Linked DNA regions of Homo sapiens: region 1 is linked to region 2. Evidence: chromatin loops called from intact Hi-C (ENCODE). Cell type or tissue: breast epithelium. All regions are shown on one strand.

Region 1 (5,000 bases), 170 kb after region 2:
CAGTGTTATAAAAAGTATGAGTCTGGCTACAGCTGCCTACTACCAGTGAGTGAAGACAGAAAAGAGAAGTGGTCCCTGTCACACACTACCATTCGGATTTCAAAGGAGTGTGGAAAAACTTGCAAAGGAGGCCAAGAAGAAATGAGAAAAACTAGGAGAGCATGATATCCGGAGGCCACGTGCAACAGGCGTTTCAAGTAGAAAGGAGAGATCTATGTCAAACGCTACTGACAGATCAAGTAAGGTTAACTACTGAAAACTGACCACTGGATTCTGTGGTTTAGAAGTCACCAGTGTGCTTGACATAAATAGTTTTGGCAAAATAACAGGAGGTGAAAGTCTGACTGGGTGTGTTTGAAAGGAAATGGCAGAACAGAAATTGAAGTTTCTTTCTACAGATAACCCTTTAAAGAAGTTTTTCTGAAATGGGAAGGAGAGATATAGAGGGTACCTAGAAAGGGAACTGAGGCCAAGAAAGGTTTTTTGTTTTTTTTTTTTTGAGACGGAGTCTCACTCTGTCACCCAGGCTGCATTGCAGTGGTGTGATCACTGCAGAGGCTCACTACAACCTCTGCCTCCTGGGTTCAAGCAATTCTCTTGCCTCAGCCTCCTGAGCAGCTGGGACTACAGGTGTGTGCCACCACGCCCAGCTAATTTTTGTATTTTTAGTAGAGATGGGGTTTTGCCATGTTGGCCAGGCTGGTCTTGTACTCCCGACCTTAGGTGATCCGCCCGCCTTGGTCTCCCAAAGTGTTGGGATTACAGGCGTGAGCCACCAGGCCTGGCCTATAGGAAGACTTCTATTCAGAACCAGTATTGTTTGTCATATAATTAGAGATCTGGAACACAATGAAAAGCATTCTTAGTAGTTAGATAAGGAAGTTAAATGACCATGAATTTTCTGATAATTTTGTTTGGGGTGTGGGGTGTAATGTTCTTCCCCCATTCAAAGTTGTACCTAGTTTACCAGATTAAGAAAATTTAAACTCTTTCCTTTTTGATAAAATATAAATATACATATATACATAAATATGCAACATATATATAACCCCCAACTAACAAACAAGGTTTGTTTCAGAAATTTGTTTTTCCAAAGCAGAGTCAATAGTTTACAATTCAGATTTTTTTCCTATAAAAACAAGAATTCCTAAACTGTCAAATGTCAATTCAATCCATAAAACGAGGTGATGCCTAAATACCCAATAGTTCTAACAGCATTACTGATGGAAATTGAGCACCTGAAACAATGTACGGAGCACCTACTAGGTATCCAGTGATGAAGACACCACAGTAAACAAAACCCAGACATGGCTGCTGCTAACAACACTCCAGTAGGAAAAGAAATGACCACACCAATAAACGTAAACTTGCAAATGTAGTAAGTGTTTTGATGAGCGGGGACACTGTCCTCCTCTGAGAGGACACAATACAATTTTATCCAATCAGGGAGATCAGCAAAAGCAAAGGTCAGTACAACGACCACAGAGCTAAAATGAGGAGTGACAATAAGATGAACACTCCGTGAGGCTCCGTGATCGGCACATTCCCAAGGCATCCCCTAGCTCTAAGCCAATGCTAATGATGACCAGAGCTGAGGACAGAGGGTCTTGAATGGGACTGGTAGAGTCTAAAGCAGCATTTCTAAAGATATGTTTCCCCTGACTACCTCCTTTAGAACTCCCAGGCTTCTGCTCAATCAATCGGGGAACGCAGCCTGGGAATCTGCATTTAGAACAAGTTTGCAGGTGCGCTAGCTGCATTCCAGTGTGAGAACTGCTCTCTAAGAGATGGTGATAATATCTCGTGATGTCAGCAGAATTTCTAGTGGTAGCAGGCAAGCCATCAGGAGGCACATCTGTAGGGACAGGGAGCAAGGGGACGGGACTGAAATGGGGGAAGTGGGGATGAAGAGTGAGCAATAGCGGGACAAGGTCAGAGGCAGGACAAGCCCCTGACCTTGTCCTGAGGCTGGGTGTAGAGGAGCAGCCTGGAGCCAATGGTAACAATTATGTACCAAGCAGGAGGCAGTGGAATACAGCAATTGAGAGCATGGGCTTTGGTTTTTAATCCAGTTGGACAATAACTTCTCTATGCTTAGTCCCCTCATCTGTAAAATAATAATAATATAAAATCTACCTCATAAGATATTTATTTTGTAGACTGTTGGGAAGATTGGATAAAATAATGTCAAAAAGCATCTGGCACATATGTTGTCATAGTCATTAGCAACAAGGTACTTGTGACCTATCAGATACTCTTATATATCTTCTCTTGTTTATACTCAGAACACTCTTTTTTTTTTTTTGAGACGGAGTCTCGCTCTGTCGCCCAGACTGGAGTGCAGTGGCGGGATCTCGGCTCACTGCAAGCTCCGCCTCCCGGGTTCACGCCATTCTCCTGCCTCAGCCTCCCAAGTAGCTGGGACTACAGGCGCCCGCCACCACGCCCGGCTAATTTTTTGTATTTTTAGTAGAGACGGGGTTTCACCATTTTAGCCGGGATGGTCTCGATCTGCTGACCTCGTGATCCACCCGCCTCGGCCTCCCAAAGTGCTGGGATTACAGGCGTGAGCCACCGCGCCCGGCCTACTCAGAACACTCTTACAAGAAAGGGATTATGGTAACACTCATGATTTTACATTTCCAGCCCTGACCTCTCCCTCGAGCTCCAGAATCATGTAATTGATGGTCTACTCAACACCTCCCCTTGGGTGCCCAATGGGCATTTCAAACCTAATATGCTCAAAATAGAACTCTTGATTCTTTCCACCCCACCTCCTCACCTGCTCTTCCCCAGACTGACCAGCTTAAATAAATGGCATCACTATACCCAGCCATCAGGCCAAAACCAGAGGGGTCTTTTTAATTTCTCTCTTTTCCTTGAACACACATCCAATCCACTGCAAGTCCTGATGGCTCTTATTTTCTCATCACCTCCACTGCCGCCATGACTTCTCCTGAGCAACTTCTTAGGAGTTCTCGCTTACACTGCCCCAATAGCCTCTTGACTGTGCACTCTTCTGCTCATACACTCTACAGTTGATTCTCCACGCTGCAATGAGTGGCCTTGTCAGTTTGGGGTGATGAAAATGTTCTAAAACTGATTTCAGTAGTGGCTGCACAACTCAGTGCATACACTAAAAACCACTGAATTGTACATCTTGAATGGATGAATTGTACAGTGTGTGAGTTATATCTCAATAAATCTGTTTAAAAAACAAATCAAGGGTCCTAACTAATAATTCTGAAACTGCTACACGTGCTGCAGGCACGGAACGAATAAGTCAATGGATGGTAGATGATGGGAGCCAGGTGTCTCACCCCTGGAGAGGGAAGTTACAGACAACCAAGGTGGGGACAGCTAGAGGAAACCCCGTGGTACTGGATTAGAGTCAGATACTTCAGCGTAACTCACAAATACCTTAATGCAGATACAGATGGATAGAGAAATAATTACAGGCATGTGCATATACGCATACTGATTTCTTTTATTTTTTCCTCCTCAACAGAGCCTGGGCTCTGTTGCCCAGGCTGCACTGGAGTGCAGTGGCGCAATCTCGGCTCACTGCAACCTCTGCCTCCTCGGTTAAAACGATTCTCGTGCCTCAGCCTCCCAAGTAGCTGGGACTACAGGTGCGCACCACCAAGCCCAGCTAATTTTTAAATAATTTTTAGTAGAGTTGGGGTTTCGCCATGTTGGCCAGGCTGGTCTCGAACTCCTGACCTCAGGTGATCTGCCCGCCTTGGCCTCCCAAAGTGTTGGGATTACAGGCATGAGCTATCGTGCCCAGCCTGTACACACTGATTTCTAATACCATTCTCTAATAAAGGAGCCAGGGCTCCCTAGGAAAATGCAATTCTAGGGCTGGGGCAGGGAATACAAGATGAGCCTGGAGCATGTTGTAATGCCACAACCTAAGTAAGTGCTTAAAAAACAAAAGGCAGCATGTCAAAGGGACACAGGACCCAACCAGAAAGAGCTCCCACTAGCCAGAGTTGGAACAATTTGAGCAACAAAATAAATAATGTATTAAACAGTATTGGGTTATAACCCAAAGCATAAAATAAACATCCATGAGTCCACACTGATATAAATAAATGATTAAATCAACAAATGGGAGATATACAGAGGGTGTAGATACTTCCCTCTCCAGGCGAGTAGAGCTTAATTCCTCACCCCTGCCCTTGAGTATGAACCATGCTTAGGGATTTCCAAAGAACAGAGTAGGAAAAGAGTGAGAAACCTTGTCAATGATGCTTTGGACAGGAGACCAAGATTCCCATCAGCAGCGAGAAGTCATGCTGACAGCAGGTTCTCTATGATGCAGTGAGAAGGGCACTTGCCTCTGTGTTCTTCTTCCCCTAAACCCATAATCACAGTGTAATCATGAGAAAACCATGAAGGACATTCTGCAAAATATCTGACCAGTACTCCTCAAAACTGCCAAGGTCATGAAAAATAAGGGAAGACTAAGAAACTCACAGAACAGAAGGAGCCAGGGAGACAGGATGACTAAATGAGATGTGGCATCCCAGAACAGAGAAAGGGCATGAGTGGATAAACTAGTGAAACAGGAATAAAGTCTGGAACTTAATTCACAGTAGTGTATGGGTATTATTTCTTAGTTGTGACACATGCACCCAGGCAACATAAGTTAGCAATATTAGAAGAAACAGGGCCGGGTGCGGTGGCTCATACCTGTAATCCCAGCACTTTGGGAGACCCAGGCAGGTGGATCACCTGAGGTCAGGAGTTTGAGACCATCCTGGCTAACACAGTGAAACCCTGTCTCTACTAAAAACACAAAAAATTAGCCGGGCGTGGTGGCGGGCGCCTGTAGTCCCAGCTACTCAGGAGGCTGAGGCAGGAGAATGGGGTGAACCTGGGAGGCAGAGCTTGCAGTGAGCTGAGATCGAGCCACTGCATTCCAGCCTGGGCGACAGAGCGAGACTCCGTCTCAAAAAAAAAAAAAGAAAGAAAAGAAACAAAGGAAGGGGTAT
Region 2 (5,000 bases):
AGCTGCTGGCCCAGCCTTGCCCTGAAGGGTGGGGGTGAACCCACCGCAGCTGTCACTCCTGTCCCAGCCAATGCATGCCACGTTTGTTTACAAAGCCCTTTCTCACCCAATCTCCTTACAATTCATACCTCTGAATCTAATTATCTGTTTACTGTGGCCTCCCTCCTCGACTGTGAGCCTTGCCTTATTTAACTTTTTTTTTTTTTTTTGAGACCGAGTCTCGCTCTGTTGCCCAGGCGAGTGCAGTGGCGCGATCTCGGCTCACTGCAACCTCCACCTCCCGGATTCAAGCGACTCTCCTGCCTCAGCCTCCCAAGTAGCTGGGATTACAGGTGCCTGCCACCACACCTGGCTAATTTTTGTATTTTTAGAGATGGGGTTTCTCCATGTTGGCCAGGCTGGTCTCAAACTCCTGATCCCAGGTGATCCATCCGCCTCAGCCTCCCAAAGTGCTGGGATTACAGGCGTGAGCCACCGCACCCGGCCAATCTTATTTAACTTTGTAGGCCTCTCCACCTATGGCTCTCTAGCATCCCACACAGGACTGGGCATACATATGCTTATAAAATTAATAAATGTAATTTTCACAGGGATCCTAGGGGAGCTGGAGCGATACTCGCTTTTCTGAGGCCTGCCTTGGGTCACACGCCTCTGATCAGTAAAGCTTCCAGGATGGCTCAGGTACAGGCGAGGCATTTGAAGGCCGACTCCCGCTCTGGGTTGAGTCTCAGAAAAGCGCAAGCTCACAAATGCCCCCAGGGTTTGGAGAAGGCAGAGGTGGCAGTGCAGTGCCCAAGAAAGGCCGGGCAGAGGCTGCTGGCCCTCCCCTGAGCAGCGCTCAATTCAAGCAAAAGACAGAGGCAAGGCAAGGAGGAGCCCTCTGCTGTGGCCTGCCCAGCCGGAACCAATTCCCCAGCCCTGCCGCCGCCTCCTCTTCCCCCTTTGCCCAAAGTCTGGGCCAGACCCAGACCTCCTGCCCCTCCTTCACTCCAGGCAAAGCCTTGCGTCCCAGGGTGGGGCAATGTCTGAAACTCCCAATATGGGGAGGTGATTTTTTCTTTCTTTTTTTTAAGAGACAGGATATCCCTTTGTCACTCAGGTTGGAGTGCGGTGGCACGATCACGGCTCACTGTGGCCCTGAATTCCTGGGCTCAAGCAATCTTCCCGCCTCAGTTTTACCAGGGACTACAGGTGCCTGCCACCACACCTAACTTTTTATTTTTATGGAAGTAATTAAAAAAAATTTTTTTTTTGAGACAAGGTCTCACTCTGCTGCCCAGGCTGGAGTGCAGGGGTGTGACCATAGCTCCCTGCAGCCTCAAATTCAACGATTTTCCTATCTCAGCCTCCCAAGGAGCTGGGACCACTGGCATGTGCCACCACATCCAGCTAATTTTATGGAAGTGATTTTTTTTTTTTTTTTTTGAGACGCAGTCTCACTCTGTTCTCCAGGCTGGAGTGCAATGGTGTGATCTCGTCTCATTACAACGTCTGCCTCCCGGGTTCAAGCGATTCTCCTGCCTCAGTCCCAACCAGTAGCTGGGATTACAGGCGTGTGCCACCACATCCAGCTAATTTTTGTATTTTTAGTAGAGATGGGGTTTCGCCATGTTGGCCATGCTGGTCTCGAACTCCCAACCTCAGGTAATCCACCCACCTCGGCCTCCCAAAGTACTGAGATTACAGGCGTGAGCCACCACGCCCGGCCAGAAGTGGTTTTTAAGTGTTGCTTTACTATAGTTATTTACACAGAAAAACTAAAATCCAGGAGGAGGAGAGGTGAAGGTCATGGCACAGGGGAGATGAGGCCCTGGCACCTGGGGCAAGAAGCCCTGTCCCCAGGCTGCAGCCCACCTGCAGCGATCACCGGGGAAGGGGGATCCTGTGGGGGTGGGGGGTGGGTAGATGCCATTCTCCCTCCTCCCCTGCCTCTTCCTTTCCCACTGGGAGCTCCTCTTGCCTTCTCCCCCAAAGCCCAGCAGATGCAGGGGCGACCTCACCTTGGTCACCCAGAGGGCCGGGCCTGCCATGGTGCTTTTAATGCCTCTGTGAGATCCATTCCATGCCAACCGGGAACCCTGGCATCAGGCCAGCCACGGACTCTTCACCGTCACGTGCACAGACTTGAGAAGGAGGCACCCCCACGCCTGCAGACACCCACTGCCAGCCACAGGACAGAGGGGTGCAAGGAAGCTGCGTGATGCCAACACAAACACGCCAGTGAGCCCCTCCACTCCCACCGCAACTCCTCGCTCCTTCCAGTTCCTCAGCTCTGCAGGCCCATCACCCCTCAACCAGCCTGAATTTTTCCAGGTTGACTCTAGTTTCAGGAAACAGCTGCATGTCCACGTAAGCAGGGCAGCTCTGCCCCCGAAGCATTGGCACGGGGCCATGACTGCCCGCCCCCGCCCTTCCGGCAGCCCCCTTTCCCCTGGCGGCCCTCACCAGAGATCTGATAGCAGCTGGAAGTGGCCTGTGGTAGGGAGAGCCAGAGATGCCTGCTCCATGCCCACTCCAGGAGGGGCCAGGGGGTCCCCAGATGCCCCCTTGCTCGGCCTTCCTGGGGTGGATGGAGCAAGCTCCAACGCTATGGAGCTAGGACCCTGACTCCTCCAATTTCCCTTTTCCCTGTGGGGTGGCTAAAAGCGCAGCCAGTGGGGTCAGGGATGGCGGGACCAGAGGCCACAGAGGGCCGACTCTGGAAACTCTGGTCCCAGCCTGGGCACCCCCTCCAGGTCCTACCATTCCCCTTACCACATCTGCTGGGAGCTGCCTGTCTCCCTTCTCCCCAGAGATCTCTCCACCCGTGTGTCTGAGGAGAGAACTCTGGGCTCTGCAAAGCCTTAGAGGTCACTCAGTCCATGGCCTGGCTAGGCCGTCACAAGCCATGGCAAATGGATGCCAGAATGACCATGCGTGGTGAGTGGCCGGCCCACTCAGGGTTCTGTTTCCAGCGGGGACACTGGTCCACCTGGAAAAGGGCCTGGTTGTGCTCTTTGAAGTCAACCTCAAAGGATTTCAGAGTGAGCTGGAGGCTCCCTTTAAAAAGCCATTATGCTGGCTGGGTTCAGTGGCTCACGCCTGTAATCCCAGCACTTTGGGAGGCCGAGGCGGGCGGATCATCTGAGGTTGGGAGTTCGAGACCAGCCTGGCCAACATGGTGAAACCCCATCTCTACTAAAAATACAAAAAAAATGGCCTTTGAGCCCCCTATGCTCAGGCCTGCTCTCACATTGTGTAGTGTACTTTCATTTTCAATAAATCCCTTCGACCCTTAAAAAAAAAAATTAGCCAGGCATGGTGGTGCACGCCTGTAATCCCAGCTACTCAGAAAACTGAGACAGGAGAATTGTTTGAACCCGGGAGGCAAAGGTTGCAGTGAGCCGAGATCGCACCACTGCACTCCGGCCTGGGCAACAGAGTGAGAATCTGTCTCAAAAACAAAAACAAAAACAAAAACAAAAAAAGCCATTACGTATGAGAGATCCCATACGTTAAGTAAATCTCTTTTGAAGTTGCTTCTGTTTTCAATTTCTGCCAATCCTAGGGTGACAGGTTTGGTAAGAAGGGAACCCACCATGGAAAATGGTGCTATCTTTTCTGTGCTTCATTTATCTTTCTGAAATTTCTAATGGGTGTCCTCCCTCTGCCCCCCAGCTGTGCTGTGCTCAGCCCGCCGCACCCGACATGATTTCATAGCCTTAATCACATCCTCTGCCTTTGTCTCTGCAGACTGGGGAGTCCTAATCTCTTTAGCCTGTCCTCTCTTGGCAGCCTTGCCTTCCCCTTGATCAATTTAGTGCCCTTCTCTGGAGCTTTTCCAACTCGCTTATGTCTTTCTTGAGGTAGGAGAACCAAAATGTACAAAATTCTCTAGGTGGGGATGATGAAAGAAAGCCCATGTCAACAGCTCTCCTCCAATGGGTGTGCCGGCGCGTACCTGCAACAGGAGGAACAATGCAGGTGGAGCCCGGGCCCTAGAAAAGCTCATGGGGCCCCAGGAAGGCCACCAAGGCCAGGACCTGTGGGAATGAATGACTCGCTGAAGGTGGCCCTGGGATGTGGAGAGATGAAAATAAACAGAGGGATTATTTTTGGAAAAAAAAAAAAAGGAGATTCTGAGATTCTACTTAAATGCTCCCCAAGTAAGACCAGCTATGTAAGGTGGCCTTGACAGGGGCCCCTTCCCCATCTGCTCCCTTCCAGAAGCCTTGTCTCTGACAACAACGCTGATGCTGTCCCTGTTGTGCCATTGCTAGGGCTTCCTTTCACCCCTTCCTCTCCAGCGTTCCCAGGGCCAGCAGCATAGGCTTGGCCAATTCTGCCCCGCCACTGCCACCCCCCACAGGCCCTGGGACTTTGCTGGCGCCCCTGCCCCCTCCCCTCTCCCAGCATGTGCTCATGCTCAGGGATGAACGCCATGCTCATGGGTGCCAGAGCCAATTTCTCAAACACGACTCCCATCACGTCATATCCGCCTCCTCACAACCTTCCAGATAACACATTTTTCAGAGAGGATAAAGAGTAAAAGCCCCTCAGGCTGCCTGCAAACTACCTTTCCAATCAAGATTGAGAAGATTTTTCTTCTTTCTTTGAGACAGGGTTTTGCTCTGTCACCCAGCTGGAGTGCAGTGACACAATTATGGCTCACTGCAGCCTCAACCTCCCGGGGTCAAGAGATCCTCCTGCCTTAGCCTCCCAAGTAGCTGCGACCACAGGTGTACCACCATACCCAGCTACTATTTATTATATATATATATAAAAATTTATTTTTTTGAGACAGAGTCTCCCTCTGTAGCCCAGGCTGGAGTGCAGTGGCACAATCTCGGCTCACTGCAACCTCTGCCTGCCCAGGTTCAAGCGATTCTCGTGCCTCAGCCTCCTGGGCAGCTGGGACCACAGGTATGTGCCACCACATTCGGCTTTTTTCTATTTTTAGTAGAGATGGGGTTTTGCCATGTTGGCCAGGCTGGTCTCGAATTCCTGGCCTCAAGTGATCC

The links. A loop is a pair of places that touch in the nucleus more often than their neighbours do. Peaks named below come from ENCODE experiments on the same cell type or tissue, not always from the same donor. Only the 100,000 strongest peaks of a DNase experiment are listed, where the experiment ranks them.
Region 1: a loop joins it to region 2, with 34 times the contacts of the local background. A loop is called at or near these places in 1 of 110 quality-filtered maps.

What each region holds. Positions count from the first base shown.
Region 1 is chr2:25,460,417-25,465,416 of GRCh38, forward strand. All of the region lies in intron 10 of DTNB (dystrobrevin beta), which reads right to left. Among named protein-coding and RNA genes, the nearest start is that of DTNB-AS1, 42 kb to the left of the region's middle. In breast epithelium, no CTCF peak of the experiment used is centred here; no DNase peak of the experiment used is centred here.
Region 2 is chr2:25,288,914-25,293,913 of GRCh38, forward strand. All of the region lies in intron 3 of DNMT3A (DNA methyltransferase 3 alpha), which reads right to left. Among named protein-coding and RNA genes, the nearest start is that of MIR1301, 37 kb to the right of the region's middle. In breast epithelium, no CTCF peak of the experiment used is centred here; no DNase peak of the experiment used is centred here; H3K27ac peaks cover 1,566 bases.